Regions from separate parts of the Mus musculus genome. Here region 1 is linked to region 2. Evidence: chromatin loops called from intact Hi-C (ENCODE). Cell type or tissue: heart. All regions are shown on one strand. Links, peaks and the distances in the headings refer to the core of each region. The heading gives the core; the rest is flanking DNA.

The links. A loop is a pair of places that touch in the nucleus more often than their neighbours do. Peaks named below come from ENCODE experiments on the same cell type or tissue, not always from the same donor. Only the 100,000 strongest peaks of a DNase experiment are listed, where the experiment ranks them.
Region 1: a loop joins it to region 2, with 2.2 times the contacts of the local background. A loop is called at or near these places in 1 of 42 quality-filtered maps.

Annotation. Positions count from the first base shown.
Region 1 is chr2:59,437,452-59,442,831 of GRCm38, reverse strand. No RefSeq gene overlaps it. Among named protein-coding and RNA genes, the nearest start is that of Gm46743, 20 kb to the right of the region's middle. In heart, for the core only: CTCF peaks have their summits at 2,199 (motif pointing left) and 4,234 (motif pointing right); DNase peaks (open chromatin) are centred at 2,151, 4,001, 4,121, 4,671 and 1 weaker place; H3K4me3 peaks cover 330 bases.
Region 2 is chr2:59,283,258-59,288,637 of GRCm38, reverse strand. All of the region lies in intron 3 of Pkp4 (plakophilin 4), which reads right to left. Among named protein-coding and RNA genes, the nearest start is that of 5330411J11Rik, 100 kb to the left of the region's middle. In heart, for the core only: no CTCF peak of the experiment used is centred there; a DNase peak (open chromatin) is centred at 2,207; H3K27ac peaks cover 1,575 bases.

The sequences.
Region 1 (5,380 bases), core at 111-5,110, 150 kb before region 2:
GACAACAGCAGCCTGAGAGCTCTAGACTGCCCCACAGTCTCTCATGCAAGCTTGGAACGGAGCGGCTCTGAAGCTGGGACCCGCAAAGTCTCGTTACTGAAATCTCTAACAGAAATTTAGCATCACCCTCAGTTGTGAATGTAGGCAAGGGTTGTAGGCTTTGCCAACCAGAGCCCAAAGTTCAAGCTAGAGCCCAGGCCTCTGCTCCAGCTCGGGCTCCCAAAGGTGCCCAGCCCCCTGTGAAGGCCCCGTAGAAAAGGCTTCTACTGCCAATGTGAAGACAGATGAATTGCTGGGACACACCTACCCACACACTATTTGCAGATGACCAGTGTCTTATTCTGTTTTTACAAATAAACTTGAGGCAAGATTAAAAAACAAACAAACAAAACTATATAGGATTTGGGTGGTTCCTCTGTTGGGGAGTTCCTGTCCTTAGTGTAAATGCTTAGAATTGTCTTTTACAGGATACGTCCTTAATGAAAATAAATTCACTATCCATTTGCCATTCTTTGAAAAAAAAAAAAAGATGTTTGCTGCTTTTGTTCACGAGACAGACAAGTATAGGGAATAGCTTAGCAACCTGGGACTCCGCTTGTTTTGGGCCATGCACACATCCTTGTTGGGACTCTGTTGTCCTCTGTTGGGACTCTGCTTGTCTGGACCATACACACATCCTTCTAATAATGCTCTTGGCAGCCTGAGATGCTTACATATAAGTACAATACACACATCTCTCCCTGATCAGCACGCCTAGCAACCTTTTAGCACATAGGAGCCCCACTTGCATCAAACTGTCACCTGCTTTAAACAACAGAAATAAATTACCCCGCATAGAAGCCTCTTGTAATGCCCTATTTCTATTCAAACATGTCCTGGAACATGCCCTGAAACCAAGAGAGACCGTCTGATCTGGCCTGAACTGGTTTTGAGTGCTCCGAGGCCAACTCTGTCCTCAAAGCAAACTCTCTGGGAGAGTCTCCTGCTTCCCACCCTGTGCCTGTGCATAATTGGACATTCGTAGGGCTGCCATCAGATTCATTATGGGAAAGGACATGCATGGTAAGCAGAGACTTACATAACTCAAATTTGTTACTCAAAACAGAACTGCCCAAGCTACGCCACTTTGCAACCTAGCTCCACCTTCTGTCAAACCGCATTAGAAGAATCCCCACATGGTAGTCAGGGCCCTTGAGTGCCCTCACTCAGGTGGCCCACTGTCACTCTGATTTAAACTGTCACTTTGCTTTAAATAAAATTTCCCTGTTAGATCTGTGTTTATGGAAAAAATGCTTTGAATAAGACACCAAGCATCTGGAAATGACCAGCTCAGTCAGTGACTCTGGCCACCAGTCCTCTGTCCCTACATGTCCCATTCCCCTAGAACACCAGATAACTCGGGGCATCTCGCCCCCACCCCCCACTCACACACTGTTGGCTTCCTACTGCTTCTTTATTGTACACCGTGTTTGTTGTCTCAAATGTCTCCCTTCTAGGGTGTTTGTCAAGACCCCAATGTCCTGATCCCAGACACCTGTTGTCTAACTCATCACTCAACAATGTTTATTGAAAAGAAATTTTATTGGGATAAAATTCACATAGCATAAAGTTTATCATTGTAAAGCAAGGAATCCCATGGCTTATACACAATGCTATCATCTCTACCTAGTTCCCAGGATTTCCACATCCCCAAATAAAGCTTATGCTCACTAAACAATTAGTCCCTAGCCAAAGTCATCAGTCTATAGTGCATCTATATAACTTATATATTCTATTTCAGGTGTATTAGATTATACGATAAAAGCTTCGTCTTCATCATCTTTCACTTTGCATGGTATTTTCTAGTTTTACCCATGTATTGTGTATAGTTCAGAGCTACAGTTCTTTTCTGAGTGAGTAATATTCCGACAAGTGTCTATCTTATCATTTGTTTATCTCTTCAACTGGTGACAAGCATTTGTGCTGTTTCCATTTCTTGGCTCTTGTAAATAGTTCTATGATTGTGCATCATTCCAGGCATTTTTTTCCCCTGAGCACCCGTTTTCACTCCTTTTGGATTCTCCATCTACTTTTGTTTTGCTGCTACAGCGGGCCACTCCAAGCTGTGTCGAGTGAGGGCACAGGTGTAGACCCAGCACTGACCTTAGGTACTGTAGTGGGAATGACTAACCAGGAGGGCGCAATGGCTCCCCCTTGTGGTGAGCAGAAACAAGCCCACACGTCCCTACCTTTCCTGGTAGTGCTAATACAACTATTTGTTGAGTTTATAGTGATGAATCAAAGACAAAGAAGATGCCAGGTGGGTAGAAATGCTGAGTTCTCTGATCAAAAGAAGTGATATAGATCTATGTCTTCCTTTTATTGAAGAAACAAGGCAAAGGACTCCAAATTCTCTCTGCTCTGCTTGGAGAAAAAGAAGTAAGACTGATAGAAACGGCATTTGGTATTAACTGAATGGCTCATCATATGAAAAACATAGGACTTCTGCGGAAACTGTGCCTTTGGTGTGCTGTGCTGTAGGCTAGAGAGTGGCTACTTGTACCCTGCAGGGCTGTGTCTCTTCTCCTCTGTTGCCACTTGCTGTAAAACGGAATAAGCACACAGATCCTGATTCCTAACTGCTGGTGCCCCATTCACAACAGATGCCAGGAAGGTTCCGTACCCAGCGCAGTGAAGACAAAGAAAACCTCACCTGGCTCTCAGCATGCTCGCCCATCAGACTGCGCATGCTCTGAAGCTGCAGCCCTGCAATACCATTGAAGAAAAGAAATCTCATCGGCAGGGACTATAACGTTTGTTCCCAGGCACACATGAAAAATACACGGAATAGCTTCACTGTGCTCGTTATTTGGACTTTATTTGGACAACTGGGTCCGATCCTCAGACAAAGAGTTAAGTATTTTTTCAGATGTGTTGGCAGCTTTAGGGCTCTGGTTCTGGCATTAGTTGAAAGGCTGTAGATTAGGTCAGAGAGGAGCATTTGACAGCAGCTTCTGTCAACTCAGGCTATTTCACCATAAGAGAGAGAGAGAGAGAGAGAGAGAGAGAGAGAGAGAGAGAGAGAGAGAGAAGAGAAGAGAAGGATGTAGTCTGTGATGAGGGACCAGGGCGTGAAGCCCAGGTCAGCTGCTCACCTCATTGACCAGGAACATACCAGCTTCCAGTTGTTCATCTGGGCTCTGGCTTTTCTTTTCCTCCTTTGCCTCTGTGGGCAGAAGAAATACAAACAAACCCTTTTTCTGATCTAGTTTCTTATCGAGTCTGCACCCCAGGAATGCCAACAGCTCATTACATTCTTTTAAGATCACAGATCTGTCCTTGGACCCTAAGTTCCTCACGTCCGAGTTGGCATGGGCCATCACCAAGGTTTCTTATGTTTTGTTATTATGTGAGCTGGCATTCGGGCAGGGGTTACTACAAAGTCTGGTTGTTGTTTCTAAACACCATGGTCTAAACATGCGCTCCTCTCAGGTCTTTTATTTCCTGTACAAGCAACCCTTCTCCCTAAGCTGCACCCACAGGCCCCACGAATTGATTTCCACCTTGAGGGTGTCTATAACTTTGGCATAAGTTTGTTTTAAATAGGTCTGACTCAGTTAATGGCCAGGGGCGCTGCCCATCACTTCTATGGGTTCCTAGGCCCCTCCTTGACCCCTAGGCTGCTCCAGGAAGTATTTTTCAGGCCAGGCGTCTCTCCTCGTGTGCTTTAGACTATTTTCAGTCCTGCATCAATGGGGAAACAGCTTCTTCCACCGTCCTGAATAGTCTCACCAAGCAACCCCACCCAACAGTCCTGGGCACTGCAGACTAATCAGGGCGGGCAGCTCACGTTTGGAGAACCTGCAGCCCTCCTCTATCTGCCTTTCTTGTACTTTCTTTCATCCTTTCCCAGTTCTCAGGAAGCAATAAAAACAAACACTTCCTCTGATGTAGTTTCATATCAAATCTTTCCCCACCCACAACAGCCTTCCCTTCCTGGGAGGAGTCCCAGGGCGTAGGTTTTCTCCTGCTCAGTACTCTCTGGGTTTGGAATGCCACCCAAGTGCTAAGTTCAGGGCGACTTTGATCTAACCTGCTAGGGTTTGTGAAAAGCTCGGATGTCTATTTTTACTCTCGTGACCTATATTTGGTTTTTAACGAATGGTGGCTTCCCACCATGACGACTTATTACGGGTTCTCTTTTTGTCACACACTCTTTCTGCCTTCTCCGTCCTGGCTGTTTTCGGGTTGGAACTTCCTGCAGATGACCACTAGAGGGCAGATGATTTCCAGTTTACAAGATACCTTCCACAGCCAGTTTTCTGGAGCTTTGCTGACTACCAGGGCCGGTTTTTTTTTTTTTTTTTTTTTTTTTGTTTATTTGTTTGTTTTCCTTCAGAAGCGAGAGCAAAACACTTGAAGTTCTTTGGGTGCAGCTAAGACGTTTTCTACAGCGTTCATCTATGAAGTCCTGGCTGTGAGCAGCAGACATTCTGGCCAGTAGAGAGAAAACCGTGGTTTCTCTGTGTTCCTACCCAGGGGAAGAAAGCTGTGCCAGAGTGGTGTTCTTTCTAGGTTTGCTAAAAAGCATATACGTGTACCCTGCGTGTATCTACTCGGGTCTCACAGTAAGATGGCAATGCTTCCTGAGGCCTCTCCCACTATACCCAGGCTTCCTGCCAACATAGTACGCTCACGTGGTCAACCTGGATGTGTGCCAAGGCAAAGTTGATGAGCCATGAGGGAGGTAGAGAGATGGAGTGGCATGGGAATATATCTTCGTTGAAGTTCCTTGGAGCACTGTGGGGACTCTGATCTCAGACATGGGGAAGCGTGGGTGCTATTTCCTAGTCAGAAGACACGGGTAGCTATGACGCTGAAGAATTAAGTAGACTAGAAACAAATGGATATAGGCCCATCAGCCCAAGGTCAAAATTAGGAGGCTGACTTTTAAGGTAGCAGGTCGAAAGGTCAACGGGAGGTCAAGGGTACATCTCAGCAGGGGGGTGTTGCCTACACTCTGGGAGGCTCTCAGTTCCATCCCCAACACTGGAAAGAAAGAAAAAATGAAGTCAGTAGGAAGTAGAAAAAGAAACTTCAAAGGAGAACCTTCTGCTATGGATAAAAAGTCTGAACTGAGATGCTAAAGATAGTAAATTGATAGATAGCGCGGCAGTTAAATGTGACTCAGCTCTGGCCTTCCTAATCCTGCGGCCTTGGATAGGAGGCAGGGTCTTCTCTGGGGTCCAGTTTTCTCGGCTCTAATGGTGCAGCTTCCAGGTCCGAGGCTATTGGAAAGATTTCACACGATGACACACATTAAAGGGGGCCGTTTCCCTTTCTTCATTTGCTCATTCAAAAGACATATTTCCTAATGCCTGTATTGGTTAGATATGTGTAA
Region 2 (5,380 bases), core at 234-5,233:
TATGGTTGGGAGTCACCTCAACATGAGGAGCTGTATTAAAGGGTCTCCATATTAGGAAGGTTGGGGGCCACTGGCTTATACTTTATGTATATAGAAAACAATTTCCATGTGAAAATATATTTGTTCACCTTTTTGCCTTTCTCTGCCATGGATCAATTGACACAGGACAGTATGACATTAGCAGACAGTGAGATAGAACACAGACTAGATGATTAAGCATTTGTATTATATGTATTTCCATTTTGAATACACTAGCTCTTTTATCATATGCACAATAATTTTGTCACAGGGCCATAAGTAATTTTATTTTAGAGATAAAACATGTTGGTGACTAGAAATGCTGAGGTCAAACCTAACATGCTACTTGCTATCATTCCAAAACCAGTGTGCCTAAACACTGAGACAGATACACGACACACACACACACACACACACACACACACACACACAGACACACACACAAGCAAAGTTATTAAGTTATTCCTTTGGGGTAAGAACATAGATTTCTTTTCTTTAAAATTTATGAAAGAGCTGTAACTCTGAGCTTAAATAAACACATAGAGCTCACGAAGGTCACCTGCCAGAGCTGCGGCTCTACACGCCTCTCTAACTCCTTGCCGTCTTCCCCAAGAATTAAAAGGTGGGAGGGACTTTTGCTTGGTGAAAATGTGTGTGATTGCCCCCCTTTCCATCATGGGCACAGCCGGTCACATGCCAGGGCCAGGACTCAGTTGCAAGCAGGGTAACTGCTCCCATGAATGGAGCCAATCAGCGAATACTCATCTTGTCTGCGCTCTGAGCCTGTGGCTCCAGCTAATGTGCTCTTTTACCGCACTGCAAAGGCACAGCTGGTGGTGGATGGGGAACTGCGAGCAAATCTCACTGAGGGCTACTTGCCTTGTTCCGGGTGGCAGGTCCCAACCGTCCTCCAGCTCTCCAGCTTAGAAAGTAGTTTCTTCCTTGCAATGAGTTTCTGTTTCTTAGAACTTTTTTTGTTTTGTTTTGTTTTGTTTTTCTAGACAGGGTTTCTCTGTGTAGCCCTGGCTGTCCTGGAACTCACTCTGTAGACCAGGCTGGCCTGGAACTCAGAAATCTGCCTGCCTCTGCCTCCTGAGTGCTGGGATTAAAGGCGTGTGCCACCACTGCCCAGCTTCTTAGAACTTTTGTTACTTCATTTTATTCACAAAATTAGTTCTCCAAACGCTAGGACTGATAATGCCTCACTGTATAGTTGTCAAAACAATCAGGTCTTATGTCAATATTAATACCTGCTGCTAACCAAACTGCCATCCAGAGCAGCTTCATAACAGCCCGTGCAGCTTTTACTACCATGGGAGTTTAACTTTAATGGAACGCTCTATAATGGCTTTCATCTTTGCAACTACCAACCTTATCAAGCCACTCTGGGCTTCTGCTCAGAGTAGCAGAGGCTGTGGCTGTGTGGCTCCACTCTGCCATGGGTCCAGCCTCCTGCCTGCCTGGCATACAGGAGACGCTTTAGATACAGTGTTCACAAAGTGTGAGAAGCACTGAGCAGTGCACTGCTCTGAGTAATGAGGTAAATACTGATGAAAGCCCTAACCGTGCTCAAGCAGATAACTTATTTCACCCTTTGTCACGAGGAGCAGGTACCAACATATTGTTTTGTATGGTTTTTTTTTTGGTTGTTGTTGTTGCGGGGAGGGATTGGGAAAAAAAAAATCAGACAAATAGCATCTGAGTGCTGAAAAGGCCTTAGGTACCCTAAACACAGCAGGGCATACCTAAGTCAATGGGAATCTTCAGCTAAAATCATCTTCCTATTTAAAGTAATGTACATAACTCATTAGGAAGATAAGCTAATAATGAACAATAAAAATAAGCCAAATTGCAAAGATATGCGGAAGAGCACAGATTACCCAGTTAAGCTGACAGGGAACTGACAATATTGTGTAGTAACTACAAGTGTGTGTTCTTCAGAACAGTGTGTTCAAAGTTCTTACTTTAACGGAGTCTCAAACTGCTCACTCTGTGACCCCAGGACGGAAGAACAAAATACACGGGATCTGAAATGCTGCTCAATGACTCACTCTGCTCTAGAGCCGTGAGAGGCAGATTCCTGGGAGAGACAGCAGAGGCAGCTTCAGCCGGGAAGGACAGGCCCACTTCCTTCCCTTTCTCCACTCCCCGCAACATCTATTCCTAGAAGCACTTCCCAACTGACGCTGGCTGCCTACCATGTGTCTACAGGCACTGTGCCCACAGGACTCCGCCCTGGCTCCCTTTCACGTCCCTTCTGAAGGTGCCAAGTAGCTTGTGTTCTAGGATCTTCCACTGGAATGTGAAAGACATTTCACACACAAGGACTGAATCATCCACAAGAGTTCTGTGTCAATAGGAAAATATCGTCATAATTTTAAATAAATTAACTAACCATCATTTAAATGGACGATTCATATGCTTAGAACTGTTCAGGCCAGGAGATGGAGAACAAATAAAAAGAAGATTACTGGCAAATTAACCATCAAAGCTTTGAATTTTAAGTAAAATATTAGTTTGTCTTAAAATTTATTTTAGGCAGGGACTATGCATTTTTTTGTGCTACATAAAATATATAGAAATCAATGTAAAATTCTATTCATATGGAATTAGTTTTCATTTGTAGATAAAAATGGTTTCTTAGAGTTGTACATTGTGTTTGAAAATCTTCCTGAATTTGGTCTTTTGTCAGGAAACTTGACAAAAAACTTGCTTGTTCATACTCTGCCAAGGCCTAAGGGCTGTCTAATGAGCAGGGTACAAGAAGTCACGTAAGAAGAATGAGTGGTGACTTGAGCTTTTGCCAGGGACACAGCCACTGCAGTGAGTACTGCCCTATGGACACAGGCACTGCAGTGAGCATTGCCCCATGGACACAGGCACTGCAGTGAGCATTGCCCCATGGACACAGGCACTGCAGTGAGCATTGCCCCATGGACACAGGCACTGCAATAAGCACTGCCCCATGGACACAGCCACTGCAGTGAGCACTGCTCCTGGCCACCAAGGCTTAGAATCTGGCTCATAAGCCTTGAGAGCCTATGAATCAATATGTAATCATCCATCTTTCTGCTTATGCAAACCAGGAAAGAAGGCTTGCTGGTAACTAAAAATCAGAACTGGCTCATCATAAGACTAACAAACACCACAGCAAGTCCTGTGAAATGAGCCCAGTATTTTCAACCCCACTTCATGCTCAACATGTTACAATTCTTTCCACTCTATTAGCACCATGGGTCACTCAGCCTGAAAAGTATGAGCTATTCCCTGCCCGGGGCACCCAAGTCTTTTCCACTCACACAAATGCTGCAGAAGCTCACGCATGGCTCTCACTCGGGGCACCCCCACTACCAGCGACATAGGTTGGGCATCCATCCTTTGATCCTATTTAGGCTGCAACATTCTGTCTTTCTTCTAATCGGTCTTCAAGGCCTTGACTTCTTATCCTTTCAGGCTGTCTCCTGCTGTTGCTACTGAGCTTTACCAAATAGCAATAAATGGGTAGCATTCCCCCACTGCTAAAGTACAGACAGACCCACAGAAGACAAAATGCAACTATCTGAGGGTCCCTTTGGTTTGCCCTTTCCCACACAAGCCTGCATTCCAGGAACTTGCAAGTACTTGAACTTGCCTCATGTGCCAAGCTGCTTCACACTTTGAATGCTATTTTGGGGCAAGAATGTGTGAAGCTGTCTAAAAATTCTTTTAAGACTTGTTCGAATGCCAGGGCTGCTGTTCAGGTACCATGTAACTACATATGTATGCACTGTATACAGGAAACTAAGCAGTCTAGTGAGGCTCAATTTTACTTTGTGTCACTTCCTATGAGGAGGAACATTCTCAGAAAACGCTCCCCCTCCCCTGCCTATCGTGAACCAGCTGACTGGGGAGGCGGTGGGGAGGTCACAGTGAAGACAAGAGTGGAGCCACAGACCCTCTGCCATGCCATCTCCTCACCCTTCTCAGGTCTGTGTCTATCACTTAGATGCAAAGAACTTTCAATGACTGAAGCAATTAACCATGGCCAGTAACAAATTAAGCTTCACTTATGCAAACTACTCCAGAAACTGTAAACACAGCGTGGGCCCTACTGTCTAAACTGACTGTGTACTCCTCGATGACCTGGAAGGTCCTTCAAGAAACAGGAATGGGAGTTGATCCCTTGCTCCTTTTCATCGAGAGCGTGCCCAAGCACTCACTTGTGCTTCTCATGATCACAACTGTGGTAGTTGTTCCTGGTTTCTAGTACCAGACCATGGACGGCTCTTATTGGGGGAGAGACTGTGCCCTGATTCCATCCAGAACTGAATAGGATACTGGAATGCCTCAATGGGAAATTTTTAGGGCTGTTCAATTTTAAAAGTAAATTCTAAATGATTTTTCAATCATTTTTTTTTTAAACAAAAGAGGCAGATTAACCATTTTATGATGCAGGTTTCTTGAATGTTGTTGGCTTTTTGCTGAGAATATCTCTTTTAAAATATAACACCTACAGAAAGACTAGAACTTCCCATTGTCAGGAGAAATTTCCCTTTAGTGTGACTCCCATCAGCCATGTCCTGGGCTCAGTTTACCCTACCACTTGGTATGGAAGAAGCAGGGCCTCCCTAATGCTCAAAGTTCTGATATTCCAGGAACTATTCCCACCCACCAACAGGTAACTGACCTATGCTTGGGAGGGGCCTCATCTGTAGCTTTTTAAAGGCAGATGGTGACTCATCCTCCGAGTGTCAGAACAAGTAGGACATCAGACAAAATTCAGCACCAATCTTGATAGTTTTTCTTCACCAAGCACAGATACTCAGCATCCTTACCTACCCTACCTAAGTAAAGAACAGCAAAGTCAATCAATAAGATAGATGCTAACAAGGGAGTGTTGCCTTATCTTCTTGAAGATCAAGGAATAGGGAAGGCAAACTGAAACCACCAATCCCTAAGAGGCTTGAAGACCCTGGTTTTAAAAATTCATTAGCCAAGGCAGGAGGAACTGCCTGAAGTCTGAAAGCTATTGTTGGTATTTAACTAAACTTCTGGGAAAGTCTTCCAAAAGTACTTAGTGCCCAGCCACAGCCTCAACAGACAGCAATCTTCCTCTCCTTCTCCGTCTTAGCTCTAGTGATTCTGTTCTTCCTGGCTATCTGTACAGTTAGCCTTTAGTCCCCTCTCTTCTAGAGGCAACTCCCAATCTCTCAGTAAGGAGGGCAAGTGAAACATGACAATGGCCGTAAGTCAAGATTAGTTATTTTGCATGTTATGAATTTGTCCCCAACAATGGCACAGGTTCATGATCTATGAGTCATAACAAATGAGAGAGGGCAAGGGGTCTCTTTGTAGTTATTTCTGAGACCTGAGGGTGGTGTGG